Linked DNA regions of Homo sapiens: all the other regions are linked to region 3. A link is a loop called in an ENCODE intact Hi-C map of the cell type or tissue named here. Cell type or tissue: psoas muscle. All regions are shown on one strand. Region 1 has its middle 77 kb from the start of TMEM30B. Region 2 has its middle 150 kb from the start of SLC38A6. Region 3 overlaps SIX4 (SIX homeobox 4). Region 4 overlaps MNAT1 (MNAT1 component of CDK activating kinase). Region 5 has its middle 92 kb from the start of TMEM30B. Region 6 has its middle 28 kb from the start of TMEM30B.

The links. Peaks named below come from ENCODE experiments on the same cell type or tissue, not always from the same donor. Only the 100,000 strongest peaks of a DNase experiment are listed, where the experiment ranks them.
Region 1: it touches region 3 in a loop (1.8-fold over the local background); 5 of 110 quality-filtered maps call a loop at or near these places.
Region 2: it touches region 3 in a loop (3-fold over the local background); 2 of 110 quality-filtered maps call a loop at or near these places.
Region 4: it touches region 3 in a loop (2.5-fold over the local background); 8 of 110 quality-filtered maps call a loop at or near these places.
Region 5: it touches region 3 in a loop (4-fold over the local background); 8 of 110 quality-filtered maps call a loop at or near these places.
Region 6: a loop joins it to region 3, with 2.4 times the contacts of the local background. A loop is called at or near these places in 24 of 110 quality-filtered maps.

The regions. Positions count from the first base shown.
Region 1 is chr14:61,202,052-61,207,051 of GRCh38, forward strand. It overlaps a transcript of PRKCH not described here. Among named protein-coding and RNA genes, the nearest start is that of TMEM30B, 77 kb to the right of the region's middle. In psoas muscle, no CTCF peak of the experiment used is centred here; no DNase peak of the experiment used is centred here; H3K4me3 peaks cover 1,171 bases; H3K27ac peaks cover 3,914 bases.
Region 2 is chr14:61,127,831-61,132,830 of GRCh38, forward strand. No RefSeq gene overlaps it. Among named protein-coding and RNA genes, the nearest start is that of SLC38A6, 150 kb to the left of the region's middle. In psoas muscle, no CTCF peak of the experiment used is centred here; DNase peaks (open chromatin) are centred at 2,891 and 4,202; H3K4me3 peaks cover 272 bases; H3K27ac peaks cover 5,000 bases.
Region 3 is chr14:60,718,997-60,723,996 of GRCh38, forward strand. SIX4 (SIX homeobox 4) reads right to left here. Exons shown (of 3, transcript NM_017420.5): 1 at 4,216-5,000; 2 at 764-1,449. Among named protein-coding and RNA genes, the nearest start is that of SIX4, 2.9 kb to the right of the region's middle. RefSeq lists silencers at 3,420-3,489, 4,768-4,837. In psoas muscle, a CTCF peak has its summit at 2,828; DNase peaks (open chromatin) are centred at 2,555, 3,755, 4,515, 4,625 and 1 weaker place; H3K4me3 peaks cover 5,000 bases; H3K27ac peaks cover 4,385 bases.
Region 4 is chr14:60,865,035-60,870,034 of GRCh38, forward strand. All of the region lies in intron 6 of MNAT1 (MNAT1 component of CDK activating kinase), which reads left to right. Among named protein-coding and RNA genes, the nearest start is that of TRMT5, 110 kb to the right of the region's middle. In psoas muscle, no CTCF peak of the experiment used is centred here; no DNase peak of the experiment used is centred here; H3K4me3 peaks cover 1,842 bases; H3K27ac peaks cover 3,404 bases.
Region 5 is chr14:61,186,358-61,191,357 of GRCh38, forward strand. It overlaps a transcript of PRKCH not described here. Among named protein-coding and RNA genes, the nearest start is that of TMEM30B, 92 kb to the right of the region's middle. RefSeq lists an enhancer at 2,927-3,026. In psoas muscle, a CTCF peak has its summit at 2,810; DNase peaks (open chromatin) are centred at 2,044 and 2,794; H3K4me3 peaks cover 3,825 bases; H3K27ac peaks cover 5,000 bases.
Region 6 is chr14:61,250,802-61,255,801 of GRCh38, forward strand. It overlaps a transcript of PRKCH not described here. Among named protein-coding and RNA genes, the nearest start is that of TMEM30B, 28 kb to the right of the region's middle. RefSeq lists enhancers at 3,968-5,000, 4,142-4,902. In psoas muscle, a CTCF peak has its summit at 2,176 (motif pointing left); a DNase peak (open chromatin) is centred at 2,130; H3K4me3 peaks cover 428 bases; H3K27ac peaks cover 3,759 bases.

The DNA.
Region 1 (5,000 bases), 480 kb after region 3:
GGTTTCCATCCCAGAGAAATGCACATCATATACATGTAAGTGGCACCAAGTGGGATGAGGGGCTTCTTCCAAAGGCTGGAACCACAGCCCCCCAGGGGGCTCTGGGTAAACATTCCTAGCCCCAGTGGTCTTGGGTTCTTTTGTACCTATCTGAATGCTATTACACGCCCACCCATCCCAAGGTTCAGCCCAGAGATGGGAGAAAACAAGGACACTTCTGAACTTTTCACTCACTCTTCTCTTTTACATAGTCCCAGGTGGGAGTTCCACTTCCTCTTCCGGTCTGTGTCTTACCATTCTAATCCCAGGGCACAAAAAGCCTCAAGGTTTCGCCTTAAGGGTGGATGGGGTACATGAAGGAAAAGTAGCTTACAGAAATGGGTACACAATTTTGGGAGGTATTTGAAAGGTATTGTCTCCTGTACATATATAGATGCATGGAAAATGGTCTGCAAGGATACAGGCCACTTCAAAAGCAGTTGGCACCTCTAGGGAGAGCAGTGGGGGAGGGGAGGATGCATTCATGTAGGACACAGGTAATTGTGGGTTTTTTTGGTGCTATGGACATTTATTTAGTGCTTTTGTATGTTTTACCCATTTTAATCATCACAATAGCCAAGTGAGGTTAGTTTTTATCTCCACTTACAAAAAAATTAATAGACTATTCTTTGAAAAGTTTTAGGTTTACAGAAAAATCGTATGGGAAGTATAGAGAGTTCCTATATACTTATCCTCACGCCCTCCTCCCCAATTTCGCCTATTATTAATATCTTGCATTAGTGTCATACATTTGTTATATTGATGAGCCAATATGAATACATTATCATGAACCAAAGTTCATGGCTTACACCAGGTTTCACTCTTGGTGTACATCCTATGGGTTTTGACAAATGCACAATGTCATGCGTCCACCATGACAGTATCATACAGAATAGTTTCACCACCCTAAGACTCCCTGCGCTCCACCTGTTCATCTCTCCCCCTAATTGATTTTTTTAAAATCCCTGATTATCCTGCTTGCCCTGCATGCATTTCCCTCTTACCCACGAAGTGAAACCTGGTCCACTGCACCTGTTCCTTCAGTTACTGACTGCTGCCTGTGATAATAGTAGCATGAGTGGTCTTCAAGCACCTCATATCCTGCCACTACCGCCACTTGTCAGGGGAAAACCCAGACAGGATGAGATCCACATTCCCAGCTGTCCCTGTCTTCCAAGGAAGAGAAACCCTAAACCAGAAGCTAAAGAGTGAAACCAGATATCCCAGGGAAGGGGTGGGGGACGTTAGGTCCCCAGTGGTCTGCGAAAGAGGTGCCAAGCCAGAAGCCCCAAAGTGCTGGGAAAGCCAGCACAGAGAAGCAGATAATGCCAGGAAACATCTCAGGCATGGTGGAGGGGCTTGGGGGGTACTCAAATGACAGGACTGAAGATTTGTGAGGATTTGTGAGGCACTCAAAAATTGCAGAGCGATTATGAACACTAGGGAGCTCTCCTGCTTCCTGGAAAAAATCAAAGCCTGACTCCCAAGGTTGGCATTGGGGGCATCTCTTGTGGAGACAGCTCAGAGTGAGGTTGGGAGATACTTTTCTAGGAAGTGTTTTTCAAATATTTTTTACCGTGACCTACGGTAAGAACATATTTCAGGTTGAGCACGGTGGCTCACATACGTAATCCCAGCACTTTGGAAGGCTGAGGCGGGAGAATCACTTGATCCCAGGAGGTTGAGGCTGCAGTAAACCATGTTCACACCACTGCACTCCAGCCTGGGAGACAAAGAGAGACCCCGTCTCAAAATAATAATAATAATAATATATTTCATATTGGCATCTAGTGCACACATGTGGTGCACACACAAATACCCACACACTTTCAGCATTAGCTGGGAACTTACTAGAAATGCTAGCAATAATCAGAATCTGCATTTTAATAAGATTCCCAAGTAATTATGATGCATAGAAAAGTTTAAGAAACTGCTTCGGGGTCCCCAAGCTAAAGATGAGTAAATTATAATGTATTTAACTAATGTTAAATACATTAGTTAATCTCACTCCTTAAGTTTCCTCCCTTGGCAACCAGAGCCCTTTATAAATTGTCTAAATACTGCAGGCTGGGATTCTGTTTTCCATCCCTCTAAAAACCTCACCACATAATAACTAAAACTAATAACTTACTTGTATTATCAAGCTAACCATGTGCCAAGACCTGTTCTAATGCTTTACTTCTATTAACTCTTAATCCTCTTTGTTACTTTAGTAAGGTAAATTCCATTATTTTGCATTTTATGTATGAGGAAATTGAGGGATAGAAAGTTTAAATAACTTTCCCAGGTCACGTAACTAATAAATGGAGAAATAAAAGTATAAAAATACAAAAGGGAAAGAGTAAGAGCAGGAAGTGTATAAGGGATAGAAAATGGTCAACAGGCCAGGTGCAGTGGCTCACACCTGTAAACCCAGAACTTTGGGAGGCCAAGGCAGGAGGATTGCTTGCACTCAGGAGTTAGAGACCAGTCTGGGCAATATAGGGAGACCACATCTCTACAAAAATAAGAAACAAAAATATTAGTCAAACGTGCTGGCACATGTCTGTGGCCGCAGCCACTCAGGAGGCTGAGATGGGAGGATCACTTGAGCACAGGAGGTCAAGGCTGCAGTGAGCCATGTTCATGCCACTGCACTCTAGCCTGGACAATAGAGTGAGACCCTTTCTCAAGAAAAAAAAAAAAAAAGAAAAGAAATAAATAGAGGTATAGGGCATTCTATCTAGAATTATGGAGGTTACCACCAAAAGAACTAAAAACAAGTTTAAATGAATTATTTCTAGAGAATGAAACTGAGTAAGCTCTTCCATACTATTTTATTTGTTACCATGTATTATTTGTTACTGAGTAAGCTCTTCCATACTTAGTAAGTTCTTCCATACTATTTTATTTCTTACCATATGCTTTGTATTATTTTGATGACATTTTAATTCTAATTTAAGCTTAATATAGTATTTAAAAAGTCCTGGGTTCTCCTTGGGACCAGAACTTTAAAAGATAAGAAACACTCATGACCAGTGTCACCAACATTGGAGCAACAGTGAAGTCTAAGCACATGATCTTCAAGAGGAAAGCAACTCGTCCGTGAGCCTGGAGGTCCTCCTGCACCTGGAATAATTATTTCCATGGCCAACAGTGACAGATGGGCTTCATTGTGTTTAAAGAGCCCATGGGTTTCCTTATAGAGGACCAAAGGCCTTCAAGAGAGCCCTGGCCCTGCCCCACTCTGTCAGTCAGGATTCTGACAGGAAACAGAAGTAGTTGAGATTCTGAAGGCAATTCCATAAAGTGATGAGTTACTGAGGCATGGGAAGGGTAGACAAGCCACAGGGGATGCTGAGCAACCAGGGACTAGCAACCTTGGAAGCCCCATTACCACTCCTGGGCTTCCAGGGGAGAGGCAAGGAAGCCCAGTGGGAGCTGTAGATGTGATTGTTGCTTTATCCTGAATTCCCTTAGCCCACATCTGAGTTGACCTGTGTGAGGTGAGCACTTCCTGCCGTGCTGACAGCTTCCCACCTCCTCTTCCCACCTTTCCCAGGTGTCTCTCCTCTCTGCTTCCCTACCTGAGGGCTTTCCCCAGTTCAAGGAAACTGGTTCGGCCCTTGCACAGGACAGAGCTAAAATACAGGTAAAACACCCCCAGAGGCAACAAGCTAACTAGGAATGGTAGTCGGTGGTGAATATGCAACATTCCTTGGTCGGGAGATTCTGAGAGGAATTCCGTACTGTTCCTCAAAGCCCAGTAGGACTGATCCTCTGATGCCCACAGTGGCAAATGTTCATCAAAGCTCCCTCTTTTGGGTTTTCTTCCTTCTCTGTCCCATTTCTCCTTTTCCTCACATGTGCTTCCTGGCATCACCTCTCTAATACATCATCTTCAGCCAGCACTTTTCTCAGCATCCACTTTTGGGGAAAAGGTACCAAACAATGACACCATGGAAAGGAGGCTGCCCATTAGAGTCTGTAATTGGAGGGAGAAGGGAGGAGTTAAGATAGGAAGGTCAAGTTCAGTTTATTGGTTTATTTCTATAGTTAAGATAGGAAGGCCAAGTTCAGTTTATTTCTATAGCTGCTGTAACAAATTATGAAAAACTTGGGGGCTTAGCTTAAAGCAACTGAATTTATCTTCTCACAGTTCTAGAAGCCAGAAGTCTGAAATCAAGGTGTCATCCGGGCTGCAGTTCCTCTGAAGGCTCTAGGGAAGAAGGCTTCCTTGCCTCTTCCTAGCTCCCAGCAGTTCTTGGCTTCTAGCTGCATCACTCTAATCCCTGCCTCCATCTTGACATTGCCTTTTTCTCTGTGTGCCCTCTCCTCTTCTTATAGGAAACCAATCATTGGATTTGGGGCCTGCCCAAATTCACTGTGACTTCGTCTTAACTAATTACTTTCACAAGACCCTATCTCCAAATAAGGTCACATTTTGAGTTTCCAGGTAGATATGAATTTTAGGGGACACTAATGAACCCACTATAGGGGGGAACATGGAGAAAGATAGGGGAGTACTCAGACTTCCATGTCTTTCCATCCAACAATCTCTTTCAAGAGAACAAACCCAATTAGAAGCAAGAGGGCAAATGAGATTGGGATATGCAATATGCAGATTCAGCATCCTGGGGTCCAGAGAAAGGTGAAGGTGACCTGGAGACAGGAGGGGAGCAATGGGGAGTAATCTGCCTCTTTTGCAAAGGCTTTATTTCTCCTGTGATTAGAAAAAGAAAAAAAAAAGATGTTGGTGGGGCACGGTGGCTCATGCCTGCAATCCCAGCACTTTAGGAGGCCAAGGCAGATGGATCACCTGAGGTCAGGAGTTCAAGACTAGCCTGACCAACATGAAGAAACCCCGTCTCTACTAAAAATACAAAATTAGCCAGACGTGGTGGTGCATGCCTTTAATCCCAGCTACTCGGGAGGCCGAGGCAGGAGAATCGCTTGAACCCAGCAGGTGCAGGTTGCAGTGA
Region 2 (5,000 bases), 410 kb after region 3:
ACACATGTACATATGTGGACAACCCAGGCTGCACATCCAAGCTGCATTTCCACACCCCACCAGAAAACTGCCACTTGGCCACTGCTGGAAGCTGGGGAGTTCACATCAGAAATGTGGGCCATCTTTCAGAGGACACACCCGGGAAGAAGCTACAGGCTGGGGTCATTGGACTGGGCACCCCCAGGCTTGTTACCTGGAGCAAGTTCTAGAAGAAGGCCTTGCTGGATCGAGGTGGGCCCGTCTCCATGGTCCCACTAACTTGTCTTGCTCATGGAAAGTGGTATGACCCAGGAAGGGCTAGAATGGAGCCCCCAAAATGTGGGGCCTATGGAAGAGACCCCTTGCCAGGATCTAAGTCTGCTGCTGAGTATGACCAACTCAAGCTGTCCAAACTGGATGCCAAATCTGCTCCTTCCTCTACATTCTGCCTCATGAAAGTTTTCACTGTCTCCTGCAGGAGAACCCTGACAGCCTGGCCTTAACCCCTCACTTCTCCTCTTTCTCCATCTCCAATGCAGCATTCAGTCCTGCTGACTCCAACTCCTTCAGGCCTCTAGAATCTTCCCTCTTTCCCAGCCCCTGGCTACGCCCAGTGACAGTTCTCACTTGTGCCAGGACTAATTGCCTGGCCTCCTGAGTTGAACTCTTCTCCTCCAGTCTCCACACTGCCAGTCCAGCAATCTCTCCCTGAGGTAAATATGACCTTACCACCCCCTTTCCTACCTAAAGCTCTTCAGCGGTGCTCCCTATGCCAGTGGGATCAAGCCCAAGCTCCTGAGCCCAGCACACAAATCCCTCCGTAGCCTGACTGCTGCCCCTGGCCTCTGACTCTCAAACCTTGTCAAATATTCTTACAGTTAATGCAACAAACATACCATTTCCTGTTTCTTTGCTCACACTGCTCCCTCTCCCTGAAGGGCCTTTTCTCTCCTGCCTGCTTGGTTGATGTGAACTCACTTTCTCCTGCATGGAAACCTTTCCAATATCCCCTACTCTTCCTTTCCTCCCCAGGTAAAATTGATTATCTGTAAGCTGAACTGAAGTCTACATCATAGCAAATAAAATAAAATATTTTCTACGATTTAATTGTTCACAAATCTGTTTGGTTTTTTGTTTTTTTTTTTTTCCACCAGACCATAGTCTCTCTAAGGTAGGGGCCACATTGTTCTTGGCAACCCTGTGCCTGACACCGAAACACGTGGTGAACTGAAATGGAAAGTGTGTATCTGATCAATGCTGGTTGCCACACATCTAATCCTATGTTGATGAGCACATGTCATTTTTTGTTCTTAGCAGCTATTATATATGGTAACACTTTCTAAACAATGGACAGAAACTGATCACAAGTTCCAGGCAGGCATGCAAGACAGGGGGAGTCCATAAAAGGTGCTCAGCCTTGCTGAGAACCCCTGGTATCACCAGCAGCTGGAAAAGCACCCAGAGTCTGCAGCAGTTCCAAGCCTGTGGACTTTGTGTCTCAGGTACCAGGGTTATCTCAGGATGAAAGTCAGGCCAGTTCCTCCAGCCACTTGGCTCTGCATCCCCTTCTCCTACAGGAGGGGCCAGCAGGGACTTCTGGTTTACCTTTGGAAGGGAGGGAGAGGGGATAGGCCAGGCAGGTATGAAACCTACTCAGGTATTCAGGGCCCAATAGGCAGCTTGTCTACTTGTGACTCATCGAATGGGCAAGGATGCACACAGGATGCGACGCAGCCCTGCCCTGGAAGGGCTCATACTCAGTGTGGAGGCCAGGGCAGTAAACCAATGAGGTGAATATGAAAGACCTGCCAAGGGAGAGGCAAATGCCAAAGGATGAGTGCACCCGGGCAGAGACTTCTACCCACCTCCTTCCCAAGACCATGTGCTCCCCTCCCCTCACACAGGGGTCCCTGTCCCCCTTGTTCCCTGATCTTCTGTCTGCACAAACTTCCCGCTCTGTCTGGACCGCTCCTCCCACTGTACCACGCACAGCCTGTTCCTTTCCATCTTCAGTGTCCGCTGAAATGTCCTTTCCTCAGAGGCTTCTTCTGTCACCCCCTTTATAGCAGCTTCTGTACTTTAAACTGCATTATTTGCTCTCAGCTTCTTGTTTATTTCCTTGAAAACATGAATTGAAGGAACCATCTTATTTATTATGTGTATTGTGTCTCTAATCCACTGGCTCCATGAGGGCAGAGGTTGCATCCATGTTGTGTTCTCCTGTGTTGACAGCATCTGGGACATAGTAGAGGCTTAATAATTGTTTACTAAACAAATGAAGGAAAGAAGTGCTCTTGTTGGTTCTCTGGTAGGTGGTGATGAGAGATGTCATGGGAGGTCCAGAAGTCAGGACATTCAAAGAGGGCCTAGTAGCATTGTCAAGCGTTTGCCAGATGGAAGAGGCATTGCAGGTGTGTGAGCAGGGATGTGATTCTGAGGGTGATGAAGGGTGGTGGTGGGGATACATGTAGCCCACCTGGGGAGGTAAAAGGGGGCAGCTATTGTCCCTTTTTGGGGGGATGGCCCCTCTCCTTGATGGTTGGGACAATGAGGTAAACTATTAAAGGTCCATGTGGACACATCTACCCCTGGGGCATGCCCATCCAGGCTAAACAAAATCAGCACAAGCTGAACAATTAGGACTCAGAGAGCTACCTGAGGGATCTAACAAGGACAGCAAGGACACTCAAGTGACCTCAGATGATTCTGAAACCTGGGAAAAAGACTCCACAAGCCCAGGCCATCTGATCATGAGATGCATCTCCTGACTGCCTCTGGCTGTTCACAAAGAGCTGGCCAAGGACATTCCGGCTATGCCAGGCCACCGGGCCAAGTTCCCAGGGACAGCAATCCACCGCCTCTCTCCCCCCATCACACCCAAGGGAAGCACACAAAGTAGGCCTGGGTCCATGGCCTGGCAGACACCTGTCCCCGGCTTTCTGGGACAGTGCACTGCATCAGCTGCCAGCAAAACAACCAGCCCCTTTTCAATGGGCCAGTGGGCAGGGCTGCCATTGGCGGAGCCCTGGTGATTTACGACACCCCGGCTCAGTGCACCATCAGGGAGCTTCCAGGTAGAATCTCCAACTTCACCAGGCAAGGGCTCTCCCTTCCAGTGATTTATGGAGCCAGAGTGAGCCAGTTGTTTTTTTTCCCTTTCCCTCCTCCCTCCTCCTCCAGGACAAATAGGTTTCACATCGCTGTGGGCACTCTGGTCTGCAATGACAAGACAAAGAGGTTCCACTTGTCCCTCTGCCCCCTGCACCTGCTGTCAGGGGATGATGGTTATTGGTCAGCAGCCACATCCATTTCACTGGCACTTTTAGCTCTTTATGTGGTGCCGGCCACAGCATCAGCCACAGGGCTCTCTCGATGGCTTTGCTGGTTGCTCAGATATATTGCCTATCTAGAATAGACCTGCCTCCAAACTACAAGGTCAAACTTTCCTCTCCTGACCTAAATTCCTTCCTTCTTTCCTTCCTTCCTTCCTTCCTTCCTTCCTTCCTTCCTTCCTTCCTTCCCTCCCTCCCTCCCTCCTTCCTTCCTACCCTCCCTCCCTCCTTCCTTCCTTCCATCCAAATAATCCATACATCTTGATTTCTTGGCATAAGACTCCAGGGGGCTGGGGTTGCCTTCCATAGCAAGAGAACAATCATGAAGCAGCTGGTGCCCTGAGCCTGCTTTGTGTTGTACAATGAAGGGCCTTGAGCTTTTTCAAAGTCATGTCTTAGCTCCAAGAGGTCAAAAATGAAAGAAGATGGCTGTCCATCTCTGTTATTCTCAGGTGCCTTCGCATTGCTCTGGCGCTACATCAGTGCAGTGGTGTCCTCAGGGTCAGGGGGGTAGCAGGGAAGAGGCACAGCCAAGACAGAGTGGGAGGGAGACTGAGAAATGCCTCCCAGCCTCGCCAGCTTTGGGAGTCAGAGGTCCTTGGCAAAGAGCCTTCACTCACTTACACCCCCAAGAAGTGCCTGGGAATTTATCAGGAGAGGCTGCCATCTATGGAAAATCACAGACAAAATGCAACACCAATCACTCTGTGAAGTCCAGTCCCTTTTCCTCTGTCATGCATGGGGAAGGAAGAAAAAGTGAGCAGTCAGTCCGGCACCAAGCCCACCCGCCCTCACCCATAGCAGCCCCTCCACAATCCACTCAAGAGAACTGATGTAAGCCAGGCTGATTGTCTCAGCTCCAAATGTGGCAGCCAGCAGCAGAAGGACTTGTCAGGTCTCTGGGATGCCGGGGCTGCTTCTCCAAGGTTACCAGGCTGCTGCATGTGGCTTCATCTTTCTGTTCTCTGGCGGCCTTCATGGGCTTCTGTAGCCTGCCTGTGCACAAGACTGTGCTGGAGACTATGGGATGTGTTGGGGCCCTGTTGTTCGGGATGTTGTTGGGTGTGGGAGAGGCACTGTTTCAGCAGCCCCTGCTCTCAGGGTGATGGCATACTGTGGGTGATTAATAATATATGCTAGCATTTTGGGGCACTTACTCTCTGCCAGGCACTGTGCTAAGTACTTTATTTATATCATCTCATTGAACCCTCTCGACAGCCTGTCAGGAGCACACTATTGCCTGATTTTTGCAGATGAGGAAACTGAGCTTTAGGAAGATTAGATAATTATCCAAGATCACATACTAGTAACAGGGAGAGCCAAGAATTGGACACATGATTTAAATTCTCGTGTGCTTAGTAAGTTGTACAGCCTTCTTCTATGAGGGTTATTGGGAATTCAGATATTTAAGGAGCACTAAGAAAATTAGTCAAAATTCCAAACAACAGTTAAAGCCAGGCTGTTTAGATAAAGCATTTTCCAGAATATGGGCTGGGACAAGGCAGGAACACATCAAACCCTTCAATTCCTCGGATGAGTCTAAGGCAGCCACCAGCTGCAAATGGTTTTCTCTGCTCCTGAGAGGCTCAGAACACACCTCCTAGCCTCACCTGGATTTATGTGGCTGGGATGAGGCCTTGACAGCAGAATCCCAAAGACGTAGACATCTTTGAGGGGCCTCTATTCTGC
Region 3 (5,000 bases):
TTCTATTTCTTTAAAGAGAAAATGACATAGAGGATCCAGGCTTGCTTAAAGTCAGTGAAGAACTAATATATCAGCCTCAGTTTTCCTGAATTTCATTTAAGTGCTTTCTCTGGAAGATTGCTGTTAGTAAAGCCACAAACATATAAAATAAGGCTTACTATTATCTTCACAAATAAACCCACACATTTAGGGGGTTAGTATATATGCTGAGCGATAGAAATCCAATGGCATATTCCTCTGATTTTCTTTTAGGTCTGTTAGTCTTCATTATAGGAGGAAACAGGATTCAAACATAATTGATCCGGTCTTTTTAGCTTGTTCTTCTAAAACATTTTTTGGTCAAATAAATAATGCTTAGGTAAAGTGTATGCATTCTTACCAACTGCTAGACTAATTTTGTGTTCTTAGCAATTTTATTAATTTTTAATATTAAAATGCCAAGCAGTGAGTTATTTTGTAAGCACTGATTGACTTATCATATTTCTGTAATTGTAGAACTGGCAGGACTTGCTATGAACTGTATTTTTCCATTCAGTTGTTAGTAAAATAAAAGCCCATCCTCATGATGCAAGGGAATAAAGCAACCTGGATATGACATGGGTATTGTGAAAGAGGAGAATCACATCAAGGCTACTCTACAGCTTCGGCAGCTAATAAGGTACCTGAACAGAAACATCAATCTATAGCTATCACCAAATGCGTCACTTACAGCAGCTGATGAACACATTTGCTGGTGCATTAAGGTACCAAATGAGATTGTTACCTTGTGAAGCTGCCACTGACACAGGGGGCAGCTGCAGTGGAGAGAATCCAATGCTCCCATTAAGGAACTGGCTGTTTGCTCCGGAATTGGGGATCTGGACAATGCCATACTGGTTAATTTGCACTGGTGTAGTAAAAGTCACTACAGACCCTCCATCTTGGGAAGCCACTGTTTGAATGCCTTCTCTTTTCACCTCAGTGCTGGGTATCAGGCCTGGGAATGAGACAGGGACACTGGGGCTGTAGGACGTGGTGGTTGCTGAGTTAGCAGAACTCTGGAGGACTTTGAATTCCTTCACGTCCTGGGAAGTAGACCCCAGTATGTCAGTCATGGATATACCATTGCTCACAATGTTTGATGACATTTTTGGTGGGTTCAATGCCACTGCCTGTGTATTTCCCACATTTAATCCATTAAGGATAACTCCACTGGGTCCCTGAATAAAAGAATTTCCATTAAGGAAGACAGGTGAAGTACTTGCAGGTACCAAGCTTCCATTCAACAGAACTCCAGAAGAGCTTAATGATATCTTAGCATTTCCAATTTGTTGCATATATACTGGCTCCATATGACTGGAAAGGCTGAGGTTGGTGATGCCATCAGATGAACTGGAGAGTGGGTGAGGAGATAAATCCTCATGTCCCTTGCTGGATTCATCTTCAGTGCTGGGGTTGCCATCTGACTCACTGTATGGAGGGGGAAATCAAAATGTTCAGAAGGTCAGGGGGATGACATTCTACACAGTGCCACTTGTTTGGAAAACCAGCTTCTAAATCCATTAAAGGCAGTATTTAAGGAAAGCACAGCAGGATATCTGCTAGTCCTATTTAAACTAAGAGGCCTTTCAGCAGATTCCGACCAGCCAGAGAATCTGGGAAGATAAACTCTCAGATCCCAATCATTTAAAATAACAATAAATTCAGGGAAAGTCCAGACATCTGCAAGATGTAAATTCAGCATTACAGGAGAAGAACATATTTGATTTTACAGTGTAGAAGTGCTATTCCTTACTGTTACATATGCTGCTACTGACACCATAGAAAAAAACACCTTAAATGAGGTGGTCGGTCTTTCCTGTTTAGGAACTCCTTCCCCTCCCCTCAAACCAATTCAGATTAGTGTTATCTTGGAGGTAAATGAAGCTGCCAAAGGAGCAGGAGGTAGGAAGTGCTCAGCTTTTCTTTTTTGGTCAGTTAGTTAACAAGAGATCGTTTTCTCACCTGCTCCCAAACTTCTACTCCACCAGACTGACAACTCTCTCATTCAACAAAGTGGCTGTCCTTGTTGTAGGAAAAGGCACTTTCAACCCAAGAACAGTTATGTGCAGTCGCCTTTGAATCCAAAGGAAGCCAAAGGGGCCTATTTAACAAACACCATCCAGTGCCCTGGTGAGGTGGGAGGGAAAGGGTGTCACTCAGAGGCCTTCTAACTATTAGACCTCTTCCCCAACGTCCTTGGTCCCTCTGTTCCAGGCAGGACCCTGTTCCTCAGCTCTCTGACTTGGGAGAAATACCAAATCGGGGTTGGGGGGTGGGTAGTGATGGGGTTTCCCATTTGGTCTGAGGCTGGGAGGGAGAGCAAACGAGAGCAGAACAGAGGCGTTTTGGAAGCGCAGCAGGACTTGGCCCAGCAGAGGATCCGACATCCCCGCAGTGCCCCGCGGTCGGTTCGCTTTCATGCCGAGGGGAGGGGATTACCCGGGCTTTGGGCTGCGGGGCCAGGAGCGCAGAAAGCGCTTTGATTTACAAGCTGAGGCTGAGCCGCCGTCGCCGTCTGCGAGGGTGACTCACCGGGGGTGCGGGTGGGAGGTAGATCCGGAGAGGGGCCTAAACCAGGCAACTGGGCCGGCGGCGGGGTGGGTGTGGAGTTTATGGGGTGGGGCGGGGGGGACGAAGAAGCCAGCAGTGGAGCGTGGGGGAGTCCCAGGGAGCGTGCCCGGCTCGCGAGCGGAGGCGGCGGAGCAGCTGGCCTGCTCGCGGTGCCCCCTTGCCACCCTCTGCCCCGGCCCTGCGGATTCCGTTGGTTTCCGAGCGCGGGATCCGCGGCCTCTAGTGGGCGCAGGGCAGGTGGCTCGGCGTAACCAAAGCGCCTTCTCTGGACCTCTCCGCATATCTGCGGAAGGCGCACGCACATCCCGGTGCACCTTTTGTTTTGGTTACCGCGAGGGCCGGATAGGGCACCAAGCCTCCCTCCCAGCCTTGGGCGAGGAACGCCGGAGCCCGAGCCGTCGGACCCCCACAGGGGCCCAGAAGCGGCAAGGGCGGGCTGAGACCGGCTCTGGAATGCGCTGGTGATCACCTTCACCTGGCGCAGGCGGGCTGGATCCCCGGCTCCCAGTTTGCTTCCCCGAGAAGAACCTTCGAGCTGCTTTTGGATTCTTTCTCTCCTATCCCCGCGGGGCTGGAGACACCAGGTCTTTAGGCGACCTTCTCCTTACTTTGTTTCGTCCAACAAAACACACAGACGCACACACCAAGTGTCTGACTCGGGAGGACGCACAAAAGAGGTGGAAAATCCGGTATTTTTTTTACCAGAGGGGGAAAGCAGTCTGCCAGGCAAAAAGCTCAAACCCAGTGGGGTGGGAGCGCCCCCACTCCTTTGCTGCCGCCCGCCGTAAGCCGGCCTGCCCCCCACCCATAACTACCGTACCAGGAGGGAGCCAAGCAGCGTTCGGGGGCCGAGGGAGGAAGCAGCCCTTCAGCCCTGCTACCCCGGCTGCGCTGAAACCCGATCCTAAGGAGTTCAGAATCAGGTTTCAAAACATGACAGAGCCGAGCTGCACCAGCACCCCACGTTGCCGCGGCCGCTAAGGGAACCATAGGGGCAGGGTGAATGATTAACTCTGTCATATGAAACCTCGACGTTCCGAGACCCCTTCTGCGCCGCCAGTCCCACAACACTCTCTTCCCTTCACCAGAGCAGCCACCGCGACCTCCAGCGCAGGCCCGGGGGGCGGCTGAACCCTGGGGATCCGGGAGCGTGCGCGCGCGCCAGGCCCGGTGTGACCTCGCGGAGGTGCAGACCCCGGCCGGCGCCGGCAGTCTCTGCGGGCCTCGGGCGGCAGGGAGAGCTACGGTGCCGGTGTCCACATTTGCTTCGTTAGCCCCTCCAGAAACGGGGAGAGGGTGGCAACTTCAAAGCCAGCGGGATGGGGGTGGGAAGCTGGGCAGCAGTGACCAGCCGAGGTGGGGGCGGGGACTGAGACCTAGGCGGGCGACCAGAAACTTCTGGGGGGAGAGGGGGAGGGTAAGGAGGGAGGTTCCCCCGCCCCCCGCCTCCGCCGCCCCCTACCTCTGCCGGCCGGGGAGCGAGGTAGGGGGCGGGGAGAGGTGGGCAGCCGGACCAGGCTGGTGGGGAAGGTAAGCGCCATGTTTGCGAGCACTTGGAGGAAAAGAAAGCCGGGAAGGGGGTGGGGGAGAGGAAGGGGGAGGAGGAGGAAAGTTGGCGCTCACCTTTTGGACTGGGTCTCGGAGGGGTTCCTGTCGCGCTGCCGGCGGTTCTTGAACCAGTTGCTGACCTGGGTGAGGGAGAGGCCGGTGATCTTGGCCAGGTGCCGCTTCTCGGCGGGCGAAGGGTAGCGATTCTGCTTGTAGAGCTCCTTGAGCGCGTTGCGCGACTTCTCCTTGAAACAATACACCGTCTCCTCGCCGTCCCAGATGGTGCGGGGCAGGGGGAATTTCCTGCGCAGCCGGTACTTGTCTACGGCTCCCAGCGGCCGGCCGCGGGCTCGCTCGGCCTCGGTGTAGCGCGCCTTGTACCAGAGCTGCTGCAGCAGCGGGTGGTTGGCCGACTCGAAGCTGTGGCTCTCGAGGATGCTGTAGAGCTCGGGGTAGATGCCCTGGTGGAAGGCCACGAGCGCCCGCGCCTTCAGCAGGCTCTCGTTGCCACGTAGCAGGTCGCTCTGGGGCAGGGACCACAGGAACCGGGCCAGGCGGTCCAGGTTGCCCCCCTGCTGCAGTGCCTCGCACACGCAGGCGACGTGGTCGGGCGAGAAGGCCAGCGGGGTCTGCGCGGCGGCGGCGGCGGCGTGGTGGTGCCTGCCCAGAAGTTCCGAGTGGAGTTGTACCTGATCCGCCGCCGCTCCGGCCGCCGCCGCCGCCACTGCCCCTTCCTCTCCGCTCACCCTGGCGGCAGCGGTCGCGGCGTCCCCCGGCTCCAGGGGAAAAGGGGCTGGAGCCGGGGGGCTCAGCCCTACCGCCGCGCCCCCCGCCACTTCTCGGTGCGCCTCCTGCCCTTC
Region 4 (5,000 bases), 150 kb after region 3:
ATCATTTTAAAACATTTCTTCATTCATGAAACAAATATTCCTGATACATACCAACTACTGTACTAGGCACAGAAGAGTCAAATCTAAATAAAATGTGGTCTCTTAAATTATTCAGTCTCTATAATGGCGTAAAGAAACTTCTATCTTTTCACGGAAAAATATTTCTGCTTTAGAAGACTACTAATCTTACATGGTATTTTTGTTTTGCTTATGTAATAGTAGTAGTATTTGTAGATAATTTTATATAAAGCCATTTCTATATTACATTAGGAAATTTGGACTTATGTATAAGTTGTCATTGTTGGATAAAGTTCACTTATAGTGCCAAGTTAGGAATTCTTGGAAATTATTTTTGAAATTAGTAAAAGAAAGTGAGCTAAAATGCTCTATGCCTGAAAGTTTTTACAGAAAATTTCTTGCGAATACTGTTTTTCTTAAAATTAATGCAGACTCTTTTAAAGGAGGCAGGTTTTGTCTAATCAGATAGTCTCCTTGATGTTTTTCTTTTCTGATCTTTTTATAGAAACAGATATGGTTTGCTGGACACTATGTCCTCTTGGCAACAAATGGTAGTTTGGTAATAAGACAAGCATCAGAGAAATAATGTAAAAATAATACTTTTCAACATTGTATCACATTTATCAGTGCCCAAGGAAAAAATAAAACCTATAACAACAAAAACAAACAAAATAAACAAAATATTTTTCTTGTATTTTGCTTTTCCTTTAAGCTACTGGCATATTTCCCTATTTTCATTTGTCTTATAAGTTAATGAAAATAATGTTTGCCTAGTGTTTCTTCTTCCTTCCATTCCCTCTTTGTATTCTGGCTTCTGTTTTCACCACTGTACTGAAGCTCCTCTGGGTATTGAAATTCCGTTCACTGGGAACGCTCTTTCTTCCCCTCCATTTCAGGGCTGTTTCAGCCTTCAGAGGTTCTCCCAAATTTCATTTCTTCCATGAACTCTGCTGAATGAAAATTCAAATGCTTGTCATATTCAGTAGAATCATATCGTACATGCATTTAATTTGCTTGAATTCAACTAAAGTTGAAAACAACAAAAGTAGCAAAAATGCCTCTCTTCTCCAAGGTAAAGAAAAATTTTGAAACAGCATAGATGCCAAATGTAAGCCACCTACTTAGGTGATCTGTTCCAATGCTAGAGGAGAAACTAGCTGAGTTAGATTTACATAAAGAGATTAAAATATGCACAGAACAATGTACAGTATACTTTATAGGCAATTTGAGGGATTTTTGAGGGGTTATTTTGACCTTTTTTTTTTTTTTTTTTTGCCTTAATCTAACTTTAGAACGGAATCCTTGTGCATGTCACAGTATAGCTGTGTTGAACTAAGTCAGTCATATAATTTAGGACCCTTCTAGGTAACACTTTGATCTTTCTCAAATGTTTCACATGTGGAACTAACTGAGGGAAAATGACTAGCTTAGTTCCTTTCCTATTTTTATTTTTGCATTTTTCAGGGAGGGAAAAATTTGTACGAATGAAATTATAGTCAAAACAGTTTAAAGCAGAGGGAGACAATGCTGTTCCTTTTATGTTTTGTGTTCTCCTGTAGTTTTGAGACTCATGCCTTTCTCAAAAGTAATTGCATGTGACCACAAATATATCACTGTAGTTAGTGTCTATATGAGCCTTATTAGTTCTAAGCCAATACAAGGAATTTATAGGAATGCTTATTAAATATCCAGAGTTTAGTTGTAATTATATATTATTTGAGGATCTTTAATGATACTAACCTTTTACTAGTGATCTTTTAATGGAAGATACTATTTCCTAATTTTTTTCCAACCTTTTCAAAATTGGTTACTTTTCATTTTTGAAGTTCTTAAGGAAAAATTTATATTGATATAATAAGAATTCTAAAATTAGAGTTGAAATATTATTAAAGGACATTTTTCTGTGTGGAACACTAATTAGAGTATGTGTTTAAGGAGGAGATTACAAATGAATTTGGCTAACAAATCTTTAAGGAATTTCACTGTAGTAAACAGATTTTGATGAGTTTCCAGGGCTAATTTGCTAGAAACATTTTCAGAGACTTGGCTTGCCAAGTGAAGATGTATTTAGAGCCATTTTATTTCTAATGTTGAGCAAGAAACTTAAGCCCTTAGCTAGATAGTTATAGAAATTTGTCTTTGATGTTTTCAAGCATATCATGTGTATTTGAGTAGAACTGAACGTTGCTGAAGAGCTAGAAAAATATGGTGCTGTGTCTGCAGGATGAAACCTCTTTTTTTATTTTGAAGAAGCCAGTTTTAGAAGAAAATTTTTGTGAAAATTGGTAATCTAACTATTAGGCATCACATTTTAAAAGACAAAGAGTGCTCTTAAAGGCTGATTTGTGCAAGTATGTCACCATTAGAATGCTTAAAAGAGCCTACCATATATGTATCTTTTTTACCGTTATATTCTGCTTATTCCCAAACATACATTCAGAAAAAGAATGTAGTCTGATGATTCTAATAGAGTTGGGAATCTGGGTCTTAGTCTTGTGCATTTTTTTCTACTGGCTGTTTCTTTAGTATATGTAGAATCAAATTACTTTACATTAAATTTGAGGGAAATTTTATGTATTTTTATGATACATTGTGAGTCAGTGGCTTATTTCCACTTAGTGGTCATGAAATGATAGCAAGTTAGACTTACTGTTTCAGTCTCCTCACTTATACACTCCCCCCTTCCTCATTGCACATGGTGAAAATGAAACATAGAGAAATTAAATGTTGCACCTCAGTTCATTCTAGTTTAGAGACAGTGCCAGGAGAAGTACATAGTTACATCTCAGCCTGTAGGCCCTGTCCCTCATTTGTCTTTTTACTGTTTACTTTACATTTTGAAAGAAATTAGAGAAAAATCATTTATATGGGGAAAAATGAATTATACTTGCCATGAAATTGTGTGCTACCAGGAAGTTATTACCATGCAGCTGCTGCAGTGATGACAGGCTGACATCACCCTATAATGACCAGAACAGCATAGTATAAAAATCTCTCTGCTTGCTTCTAAAATAAATTGAAAACAACTGAATTACCAAAGAAATGTTACTCAGAATGAACAGCTTATAGACAGTGCCAGGTATATTCTTTAAGTACTCTATCCCATTGCAAAAATATGTGTAGGCACACACACTATTAGAAAATATATTCACATCCATATACATATGTACAAATAGACATATATGTATGTGTATATACATGCATACACAGCACACATGTCCACACATATTTAAATTATTAGAACATTACCAAAACAGAAATAGTCATTCAGAATTACTTCAATTGATTTTCTAAAAGGCTGCTTGGAGATACTTTCTTTGGAAATAGTCACTAGAATTACAGTAGTTTAAAGCTACCAGAATGAAATATTCTGGTTTCTGATTCCACTTAGTAAGGTAACATATTCTGTAGAATTTGACAGATTTAACATTGTGAGAGGACTCAGTTCATGAAACAAACACTACCATCTTTTTTGTTGTTGTTGTAATTAAATGACCCTAAGAAATAAAAGTGGAATGCACAGTCTCACTGTAATGTGATTTACTAGGATATGAGCTCCCTGAGGGCAGGGGCTTGATCTGTTTTGTTTCCTGATGTTCTTTTCAGTAGGTGGTTATATTTGTTGTATGAATGGATGATGAATGCCACAGAGTAAGCACAATGTTTTGTTATTTGAAATTTTGTTAAAATAACTACTAAGATGTCTGGAAAACACATTCACAGCCTAGGATGAAAAGCATCCATTGACTGTAATGAATAAGTGAAAAGAAAAAAATAATCAAAGTCTAGAGAAGGTAGAAATTTATTTCTTATGTACTCTCATAGTACACAAGACTATGTAACAAAATTCCAATTGTTTACGCTTAGTAAGAGCATTTTAAAATTTATGGAAACGTGATCATCTTGCAGTTGCCTTAGTGTTCATACTATTACATCACATGACAACTTTTTTATATTGTGTTATTTTATACATATATATATATATATATTTTTTTTTTTTTTTTTGAGACGGAGTCTCGCTCTGTTGCCAGGCTGGAGTGCAGTGGCATGATCTCGGCTCACTGCAACCTCCACCTCCCGGGTTCAAGCAATTCTCCTGCCTGAGTAATTGGGACTACAGGCACACACTGCCATGCCCAGCTAATTTTTTTTTTTTTTTTGGTATTTTAATAGAGACGGGGTTTCACCATGTTGCCCAGGCTGGTCTCAAACTGCTGAGCTCAAGCAATCCGCCTGCCTCGGCCTCCCAAAGTGCTAGGATTACAGGCGTGAGCCACTGCACCTGGCCTATATTGTTATATTTTTATATTATTCGTTAATTCAACAAAATATTGAGCAGCTTTTTGGTGCCAAGCTGCTCAGTGAGGTACCTATGACAGTGAGCATGAGCATAGGGCCTTACACTCTAATGGGAGACAGATTCAAAACAGACAATTACACAGAGTTTAACAGGCTTACAGGGCTTATTGGCAAATATGTTGAAGATGAGGGTAGTTTGATGGATAAATGTCATTAAGCAAGATAGATCAATTAAAAGAGTTCTGAATTTAAAATTGTGTTAAAGGATTTGCAGAATCATTTAACCTATCGGCCTAAATTGTCAGCACTTTGTAATTACAACCTCTTCTATGGTACTTAACAGAAAACCATATACTGATTGGTATAGAACTGGATTTTCATGTTTAGTATTTTTATTATTGTTTATCTCAACAATCTATATACTAATTGATTATTTTTATTGCCATTTTCATTAAATAATAATGTATTTTCTTTAATAGTGTTATTCTAAATGGTTTGTTGCATTCTAAATGTGTGTTTCTATTTTAACATAGTATGTGTTTAGAGTTAACACAAAAGATACTCTGCTCTTTATTTGGTGAGAAAGCATAATGATAATATTTGTAGTGTATAGATTAACAGACAAATCTTAGTAAATTATAAACAATTTTTTGTAGTAGCTTTTAAACTTTCTAAGAAAAGTT
Region 5 (5,000 bases), 470 kb after region 3:
GAGGCCAGGGGATATATAAGGATTACAAAAAGGAGAGTTGCTCCAACATAATGAAAAGAATGTAATGGAAGGTTGGCAATGATCTCCAATTCCAGACTAGTGTGCACTTTTAGACCATTGCATTTGAAGGGGCTACTGATTAAGGCTGTAAAATGTTTGCATAATTGTGGTTTATTTTATAGAGTAGAGGTCCAGGGTCACTTCATTACCCAGATTCATTATTTTGTGTATTCCCACCCCCACCCCACCCCACTGCAATTTCCTTGAATACTTAGATTTGATAAGCAATTAAAAAATAACTGTCTGGCTTGTTTTCTGAAGATTGGTGCTTTCCACGGACTGAGTTGCCGAAGACCGGGAGAGTGTGTTTTCATATGGAAGGTCACATCTATGCATCAGAGGCTATTTATCTTTTTCTGGCCATTCATTTAGAGCAGCCGCAGTTTTCTGAAGAAGCCACATGCACCACACTCCAACAGCAGAGAATGATTCGGTTCAGAGTGGGTAATGGCAGGGCCATGGTCTTGGTTTAGGGATATTTCAGAACTTTAATATTTTGGTAACCCATGCTCTATAAATCATTGAATTACATCAAGTCTATTTAAAACCCCTCTGGGCAGCTGTTTAAAATGCTGTCACTGCAGTAAGCAATGTCCTTAGAGTCACATGGCAGGTTGGGGCCAAGAAGGGGATGGGTTTTGTTTGTGTTTCTTTAACTCCAGTTAGGTTTACCCTTTGACTCTCCACTTCTGTGAATAGTCCCTCCATTTCCAGTTATTTTAAAGTCAGAATATGAAGGCCGCTTAGTCCATCGGGGTTAAGCCTTCCCATCAAATCAAATTCTTCTTCCTTGCATTCTTCTCTTCAAGCCATTTAGTGAAACAAGCACAAATTGTTAACTTCAGATTAATATGTTTAATAAGTGAAATCTGGACTATTTCAGGAAGGCAGGCAGGCCAGCAGTCTGGAGGATTGGTTGCAGCTGAGGGTTCCCGTGGGCTTCTCCTGGGTCATTGCTGGGAGCTGAGACCACCTGTGGAGCACCTGTGGGCAAGGCGGGCCTAATTACCCCAGAGATCCTGGCTTTGCTGGTCTTGCTCTCTGGCCTCCAGATTTGCTCTGATTCTGACAATGCAGTGGGTATCAGAGCTCAGGTCCAGAGGAAAAGCCTGGAGTGAGTGAGGCTGCGAGCTTCCTCTTCAGAACTCTGCATGCTTATCGGGGTGTAATGCCTGCCTCCTGCTGCTGCTCCAAGCTCCTCCAGGAGAAGGACGCTGCTTCTGCCTGGTCCAGGATCGTATCAGGGTCTGGGTAAGCATGTGCTTGAGTGCACAAAAAGAAAAATGTAGCGTCAGCAATCTTGTTCAGAGTTTTTCGATCCGAAAAAAATACAAATTAAGAATGGAATGTGCTACTTTAATTTTAGCAGACATAAATATTGTAACCTTAACAAAATCAAATTTCATTTTGAATTCCACACTGCATGCGGGGTGGGAAGAGGACATCCTTATCTTTTCAGAGCCTTGGGCCCCACAGTGGTCTTTATCCTTCTCTGGCACATAGTGGGCACTTAATAAATTATCCAATCAGTTCATGAATACTACAAACTAAAAACAGGGGCTTTGAAGTCAAGATCTGAGTCTGACTCTTAGCATCCCACTAACTCGCTGTATGACCTTGGACAGATAGGACAACCCTTTTGAGTTTCAGGTTAATTTGTTGGGAGGATTAGGTGAGATAACGCATGCTATATATTATATATGTGGTCTCTATTAATAAGGAATGGTATATATCTAGCATAAAGTATGCCCTCCATTGGATGTGCCCCCGGGGCACCCATAACTGTCCTGTCTTGAGAGACAAGTGCTGGCTTTACCTCTGCCTTTGCAGGTTAAGGAAAGAGGGCAGAGGGGAGGGGAGGCGGCCCAACTTTCTGTGCCTGTCAAGGCAGGGTTGGGTAGCTGCGGGCTAGGAGGAGGATGCAGGCTCAGCTTCTGCCCCCGCCCACAGCCTGCAAACCGAGGAAGGCTGGCCCGCGGCTCTCAGGCAGTTCTGGCTCCGGCTCTGGCTCCGGCTCCGGCTCCGGGTCGGGCTCCCAGGCAGCGGCTCGGGCAGGCGGCCTTGTGGCTCCGCAACCCAACCTCTTCCCCTCCGGGCGCCTCCCGGCTCCGGGGTCCTGCTGCCTCTGGGACCTCCTCACCCCCAGACGTTGCTGTAGTGTGTGTGTGTGTCGGGGGGGTGGGGGGGTGGTGTGGTGTGTGTGTGTGTGTGTGTGTGTGTGTGTGTGTGTGTGTGTGTCCGGGGTCCTGCTGCCTCTGGGACCTCCTCACCCCCAGACGTTGCTGTAGTGTGTGTGTGTGTGTGTGTGTGTGTGTGTGTGTGATGGAGTTTTGCTCTTGTTGCCCAGGCTGGAGTGCAGTGGCAGCAATCTCGACTCACTGCAACCTCCGCCTCCGGGTTCAAGCGATTCTCCTGCCTCAGCCTCCCGAGCAACTGAGATTACAGGCGCCTGCCACCACGCCCGGCTAATTTTTGTATTTTTAGTGGGGACGGGATTTCACCATGTTGATCAGGCTGGTCTCGAACTACTGACCTCAGATGATCCACCCGCCTCGGGCTCCCAAAGTGCTGAGATTACAGTCGTGAGCCACCGCGCCAGCCCGTTGCTGTATTTGAACAGAAAAAAGCAATAGTACATAAAACAAAAGGACAGCACTGGGATCGAAAGACGATCTGCTCCTTCGGAAGAAAACACAGGGTGCGGCGGTGACTCGCAGAGCTCCCAGCGCCCCAGCGCCCCCGCGAGGCCCGGGCAGCGTCCGCGCTCCCTACAGGGGGAAGCCCGCCGGTGTTTGGGAATCCCAGCGGGGTCCCCAGCTTGCCGATCTCCCAGCCCTGACCTTACTGAGATTTCTCACTAGGTCACTGTTTGTTAAGAAAACAGAGTAACAGAAACGAGGCAAAGTCCATAATTTTCTTCTTGCAAAATTCTCAAGTTTAGGGCAAAGGCAAAGGGGGGATGGAAGTGTGCCCCGACTCTGTAAGATATTCCCCTTCTCGGAGTTGTCTCCAGTGCAGGGCCTTTCCCTTGTCTGCCTGCCTTGAGATGCTTCCTTTATTGCTAACAGACTGCACTGAAATGTTATCTCTCTCTCTCTCTCTCTCCCCTTCCTCTCTCTCTTGCTTCTGTTTCTTCCTGAGAGTAGGGGAGGCACATTTTCCTCTCCCCTCCGTCCCTCCCTCCTTCCCTTCCCTTCCTTTCTTCCTCCCTTTCTCTCTGTCTTCCTACCTTCCTTTCTTTTTGGTTGAGTGTATGTTACTTGATTTTTTTTTTTCTGATAATGACCACACTTTTTAACCTGTTGCTTTCTTTTAGGAAGTTTGACCTTTTTTTTTTCCTCTCTCATCACTCGCACTCTGCCAAAATGTAAAGCAAATGTTCAGAATTAATTTCTAATATATGGGTAGAGTCCTCCTCCCAAGCCAGGTCAGTGAAACCCCTGAGATATTTTTTATATGGTCTTTGTTGTAATGGTACTACCAGTTTTCTACCTGATAGCCCTGTTTCTTTCTCTCTCCCTTTCATTTTCTCCTTCCTTCTCTCTCTCTTTTTCTTTCTGGGACAGCACAAGGACTTGTTCAATTTCATCTTCATCAATTGCTAGCTTTGTGACCTTGGATAAATCATTTAGCCATTCTATGCCTCCACTTCTTTATCTGCAAAACAGAGTTAATAATGTCCAACCTATAGGGTCATTGGGCTGATAAAATATATTACATATCATAATGTACTCTCCACATAGAATACACTCAATGGGGACTGTTATAATAATAAGTTATGGTGCTGCTCTTCTGAATAAAACAATTTTTCTCATCCTCACCACCCACCTCTGCCCCCAACCCTTTAAGAAAAGTTTGGTTAATGGGTTCCAGGCTCTGGGATCTTAGGTTAGTCAGGTCTTCACAGTCCTTCGACTTAAATATTCATATCATTGTCCCCAAAAGAGAGACCAGTAGTTGCTTCCCACCCGAACATCTGTATCAACCTTCTAGTCTCTCTGCCTCTACTCATGCCCTATTTAGTCCATTCTCTAAACAGCAGTCAGTATGGTCTTTTAAAAGCAAAAATTCAAGAGAAAACAAGCAAACAAAAACCCCAGGAATTCCAGATTATGTCATTCCCTTTCTGGAAATCCTTCAGTGGTTTTTCTCTTGTACTTAATGTGAAATCTAAACCGTGTTCTCCAAGACGAAGGCTTGCCCGTGTGGTCCCACTCCAGCCTGTCTCCCACCACCCTGCCTCTTGCTGTGTTTCCACTCTAGGACCACTCTCCCACCTTTCTATTCTCTTGAAGGCAGGACGCTCCCCGCTCTGAGGCTCTGCACTCACTGTTCCTGGCCTGAAACTCTCTTCCCCGATGGACTCCCAGCTCATATGTCACTTCCTCAGAGATGCCATCCCACTACCTGATCTAAAGTAGCACCCACACCCCACCCCCAGTTACTTGCTATTTACTTTACCTTATTTCCATAGCACTGAAATTATTTATTCATCTATTGATCAAATGAATGAACCCACAATTTAGGGTGAAAAAAATAACTTGTAAACAACCAGCTCAAGCCAAAAGACCACAGAAACAAATGCAATAATAGCTTTCAATGAAAGGAGAGTCACAGGATTAACTAATTTCTAAAATCAAAACAATGAAAAAGATTATTATTAATAAGAAATCTGATTCTGTGGCCTGTGGTCAGGACTTGGGTGAATATAATTCTGCACAAAAGAGAGAAAATCTGACTTCTCTCAGCCTGAAGAAGGTGGAAAAATTTTCTCCAAGCAGCTTCCGTGAAAGTGAGAGGAGGGAATGGGTTTGTTATTGTAGCTATGACAATCTCCTATGTATTCTACACTTACACTGACTGAGTTTGTTAAGGTAACCAGATTTTGCTCACCTATTTTTTTCTCAGGCTCTCCCGAAAGGCCTGTTTTCTTGACTTAA
Region 6 (5,000 bases), 530 kb after region 3:
TGGGGGAGGTTGTAGGCATGTGGGGCAAGAAGTAGATGGGAACTCTCTATATTTTCTGCTCAATTTTTCTGTAAACCTAAAACTTCTCTAAAAAAGCCATTTTTTAAAAAAAGGTCTAGCATATTTTAAAAAAAGATATAAAGGAAGCAGAGTGAAAGTGGATCTTTTAAACATTTGATTTAAATATCAGTGTTCAGCCACTGAGAGGTTTGGAGTAGTCAAAAAGGGATGTTTTATTTTTTAAATTTTTGTGGGTACATAATAGGTGTATATATTTTGTGGGTACATAGTAGGTGTATATATTTATGGAGTACATGAGCTACTTTGATACAGGCATGCAATGTGTAATAATCACATCAAGGAAAATGGGTATCCATCCCCTCAAGCGTTTATCCTTTGTGTTACAAACAATCCAGCTAGACTCTTTTATTTTTAAATGTACAATTAAATTGTTACTGACTATAGTCACCCTGTTGTGCTATCAAGTACTAGGTCTTATTCGTTCTTTCTAATTATTTTTTGTACCCATTAACCATCCCACTTTCCCTCCACTACCCTTCCCACCCTCTGATAACCATCCTTCTATTCTCTATCTTCATGAGTTCAGTGGTTTTGATCTTTAGCTCCCACAAATAAGTCAGATCACGGGAAGTTTGTCTTTCTGTGCCTGGCTTATTTCACTTAACAAAATGACCTACTGTTCCATTCATGTTGTTGAAAATGGTGGGATCTCTTTCTTTCTTATGGCTGAATGGTATTCCATTGCATATATATGCCACATTTTCTTTATCTGTTCATCTGTGGATGGACACTCAGGTTGCTTCCAAATCTTGGCTATTGTGAACAGTGCTGCAACAAATATGGGAGTGCAGATATCTCTTGGACATACTGATTTCCTTTCCTTTGGGTACATACCCAGCAGTGGGATTGCTGGACCATAGGGTAGCTCTATTTTTAGTTTTTTGAGGAACACTAAATCATTCTGTAAAGTGGTCGTACTAATTAACATTCCCAACAAAACTGTATAAGGGTCTTTTTTTTTTTTTTATTTGTTTTGAGATGGAGTTTCGCTCTGTCGCCCAGGCTGGAGTACAGTGGCACAATCTTGGCTCACTGTAACCTCCACCTACTGACTTCAAGCAATTCTCCTGCCTCAGCCTCCTGAGTAGCTGGGATTACAGGTGCACGCCACCACGCCCAGCTAATTTCTGTATTTTTAGTAGAGACAGGGTTTCACCATGTTGGTCAGGCTGGTCGCGAACTCCTGACCTCGTGATCTGCCTGCCTCAGCCTCCCAAAGTGCTGGGATTACAGGCATGAGCCACCGTGCCCAGCCGAGGGTCTTATTTTTAACATGTCTTTTTTGATCCAGCTCCATCCTCACCAGATTGCTTCCCTCAGTATGGAAACCCATGCCTGCCTCCCTTGGTGTCATATCAGAACTTGGCCGTGGGGCAGCATGATTCCTCGTTGGTCTGTCCTGTGGCTTCAGGAGAAGGCCTTGCTCTGTGGGGAGGAAGGAAGACCGTGACTTTCTCCAGCACACCTTTCCCATGCACCCACAGATTTGGGATCTGGTCTCAACAACCCATGTGAATTTGCTCTGAGTTCCTGACAGAGGAAGCTGCTAAAGTTAAGAACTAACTTCCACCCTTAGTGGACAATCACTTGAGATGCACCAAGGGTTGGACCACCTTGCTCTGCCAAGGTCAGAGCACTCACTGAGGCCAAGCTCCACTCTGGGATGAGATATCTGGCTGAGAGTGGCCTGGACAAATGGAAACAGAGGCAACGTGACTTCCCCTTTCCCTATTTGCACAGCTTGATAATGACACACAGAAAGGAGACACAGTGTATATGTAAGTTTAACAGCACAAGTAAAACTAATAATTTTCCAATAAGAAGTGACCAATTTATTCAAAATTTGAGAAGTTTAAAGTACAGACTTGAAGCCTACTGTTCAAACACAGTCATTATTAAAGTATACATTTCTCAAACATTGCAATCCCACCTCCAAAGCCACAGATTCTTTTCTCCTTAGTCTCTCAGGCCTGAAAGTCTTTGTCCGTATTTCTTCATTCTGCAGCCTGACGGTCACGCCCCTGGTACTGAATACACACACACAAGCAAGGGACTCTTCTGAGCGTATGGTGGGCAAGAGAGACCTCTGCTGGATGAATGATGGCAAACAAGCGCTGCTCGGCCTTAGCAGAAAAACAAGAAACAGTTTTTACAGTGGTGCTTTTGGAGGAGGAGAAAAATTGTTTTTGTTTTAAAATCACCTTTTAAACTCTATGAGATTAAAAACCAACCCCATAATATATGTTTTTTTAGGTTTCTAGAAACACCGTTTGTGGACTGTGCCATTTCTACAGCCCTTTAATACTTATGTTAAGCAATTTTTTAAGAGCTCCGTATATTCTGCACCCAGGTTCTAAGAGCAGCTTAACTGCCTAATAGCTGGACTGTTTCTTTTCTAATTGCCTGCCAGTGTTGCACATTTTCTGTGCACAGGCAGGGATGCGTGAGGCATGATTCTCATAGACCCAAAATCAGGATGGACTTCAAGACTGAGTTTTCAGAACTCCTGGGGAAAGGAGATGTGTTTGAGATAGGTCAGCAGGGGACAAAAGCATTCAAAGAAAACTTGGCACACCTTGCCAGACTTTTCCCCTTGGCTGCATATTTTCAGAATCCTTAGGTCCTTCACTGGGGTGGGGGGCAGGGAGAGTGAGTGCTTTTGAAAAGAGGAAGTTCCCTTGCACACAGCATATATCCTGATGCATTAAAATATGCTCAAGTTTGCAGTGTCCTCTTTACACACTGTGTTTCAGGGGCACAGCAAAGGCAGAGCTTGGTGGTTCAACTCTCTGCCTCTCATATAATGCCTAATTATACTGGTTTCTAATCTGACTCTGCCTAATTAGGCAACGGTGCGCAAGTTTTCCAAATTTCCTAAGCCTCGGTTTCCTCCTCTGCAAAATTGGATTGGTTGTAGTGTCCACTGCAAAGTGTTACTAGGAGAGTTTGATGAGATAATATATGGTCAGTGCTTAGCATAGTGGTGGCTGGCCTATAGTAAATGTTCAATGAACACAGGTATAATTATTAAAGGTGAGGTAAACACGTACACAAATGTTTGTGTACATGTTTCCTTCCTTCTTCCCTCCCTCCCTCCTCCCTCCCTCCCTCCCTCCCTCCCTCCCTCCCTTCCTTCCTTCCTTCCTTTCTTCTTTCAACAAATATTTATAGAGTTTCTACTATGTCGAAACTCTATGCGAGACATTGAGGAGTATAAAAAGCTGAAAAAGTTATGTTTCTATTCTCAGAGAGCTTTCAGTCTCTCTCATGTTTTATCATTTGGATATAGATCAGTGATTCTAAAAGCTGTTTGCTAACATCCCAGAATGGCCTTAGAAGAAAATTCCCCAAATTCTCAGGAAAATAAATAACAAGCTTTTACCTGAAATATTGATTTATGCCTTTCCAATCTTAAAAGACAGAAAAAGTCGTGATAAAAATCATGCTAGACCAGGCACGGTGGCTCATGCTTGTAATCTCAGCACTTTGGGAGGCCAAGGTAGGAGGATTGCTTGAGCTTAGGAGTTTGAGACCAGCCTGGGCAACATAGGGAGACTTCCATCTCTACAAAAAAATGTTTTTAATTAGCCGGGTGTGGTGGTGTAAGCCTGTAGTCCCAGCTACTCGGGAGGCTGAGACGGGAGAATCACTTGAGCTCGGGAGGTAGAGGCTGCAGTGAGCTGTGATTACACCACTGCACTCCATCCCGGTGACAGACCCTGTTTAAAAAACAAAACAAAATAAAACAAAACAAACAAACAAACATAAAAACCTACTAAAAGATTGGCAATCATAGATGTCAATTTTTGAGAGGAAAGTTGTTGGTAGGCAAGCCTTTAATTTTGGGCAAGAATAAAAGCAAGTTGATTTTAAGGTTTCCCTGGCTGTATGAATATTTCTTCCAAAGGACATGGTCAGAAATCTCCAGGGAATTTCAAATCTCTTTTCTAGGGAGAATCCAATTTTTCTGGTGTAGACCAGCATCGCCAAACCATCATCAGTGCAGCATGGCTTCCTCCTTCATTCCTCCTTCACCAGCTCTGTACTGCCGCCTGCCAGGTTCCAGGAAGGGCGGTGATGCAGATCCGTGAATAACCAAGACAACATCCCCTGCCTGGGAAAGCTGCCCTGTTCCATCCTCACTGCAGTCCCACACTCTCTCAAAGGGACCCTTCAAGATTATGGCAGCCCTTCTTGCTGCGCTATCAGGATTAGGGCTGGAGTTGTGAACCCAGAATAGCAAATTCAATTCCTCTCAAATCAGTTTCTCAACGTTGTCCTCTAACCTCTTAGCAGGATTGAGGGAGTTTCTTTCTCTTCATTAGGCAGGTTGTGGGACTCACTTAAACCAAGCAGCAAAGAGGTTAATTGACCAGGTTTGTGTTGTTATTTATATGTCATGTAAACACCCAGCTGGTCCTGGCCTTTACATTTGGCCATATCTCAGCAGGGATCACAGGATAAACTTGACACTTGTGAGACTCCCCAGAGAGGTCTTGAGATTGGGAACACATTCTTTTGAAGTGTATCATCCGCTTCAATCTATTCTTTAGGCCAAATCCTAATAATCACACCTGTCCTCCTTGTAAGGGTCCAATTGTGGATGAGGCAATTTTTCCTTTTTCTGTCCGAAGAAGAGATTATTATCTTAAAAAAAAGACAGTCTTGTAAGAGGCAAATTCAAATACAGATTAAAATAATAATAATACTTAGCATTTCCACCCCACCTTTCATCTGCAGAGCTCAAAGTACTTGGCAAACATTAATTAATTCTCAAAACAGCCTTATGAGGTGAGTAGGGGTATTATCTTTATAATAATATATAAATACTGGCTGGTTCATGAAAGCAGCCACTTAAAAGGGACAGTGCTACAGGATTAGTTTCAAAAACAGTCTTCTCACCTGGTCTAGACTTAATA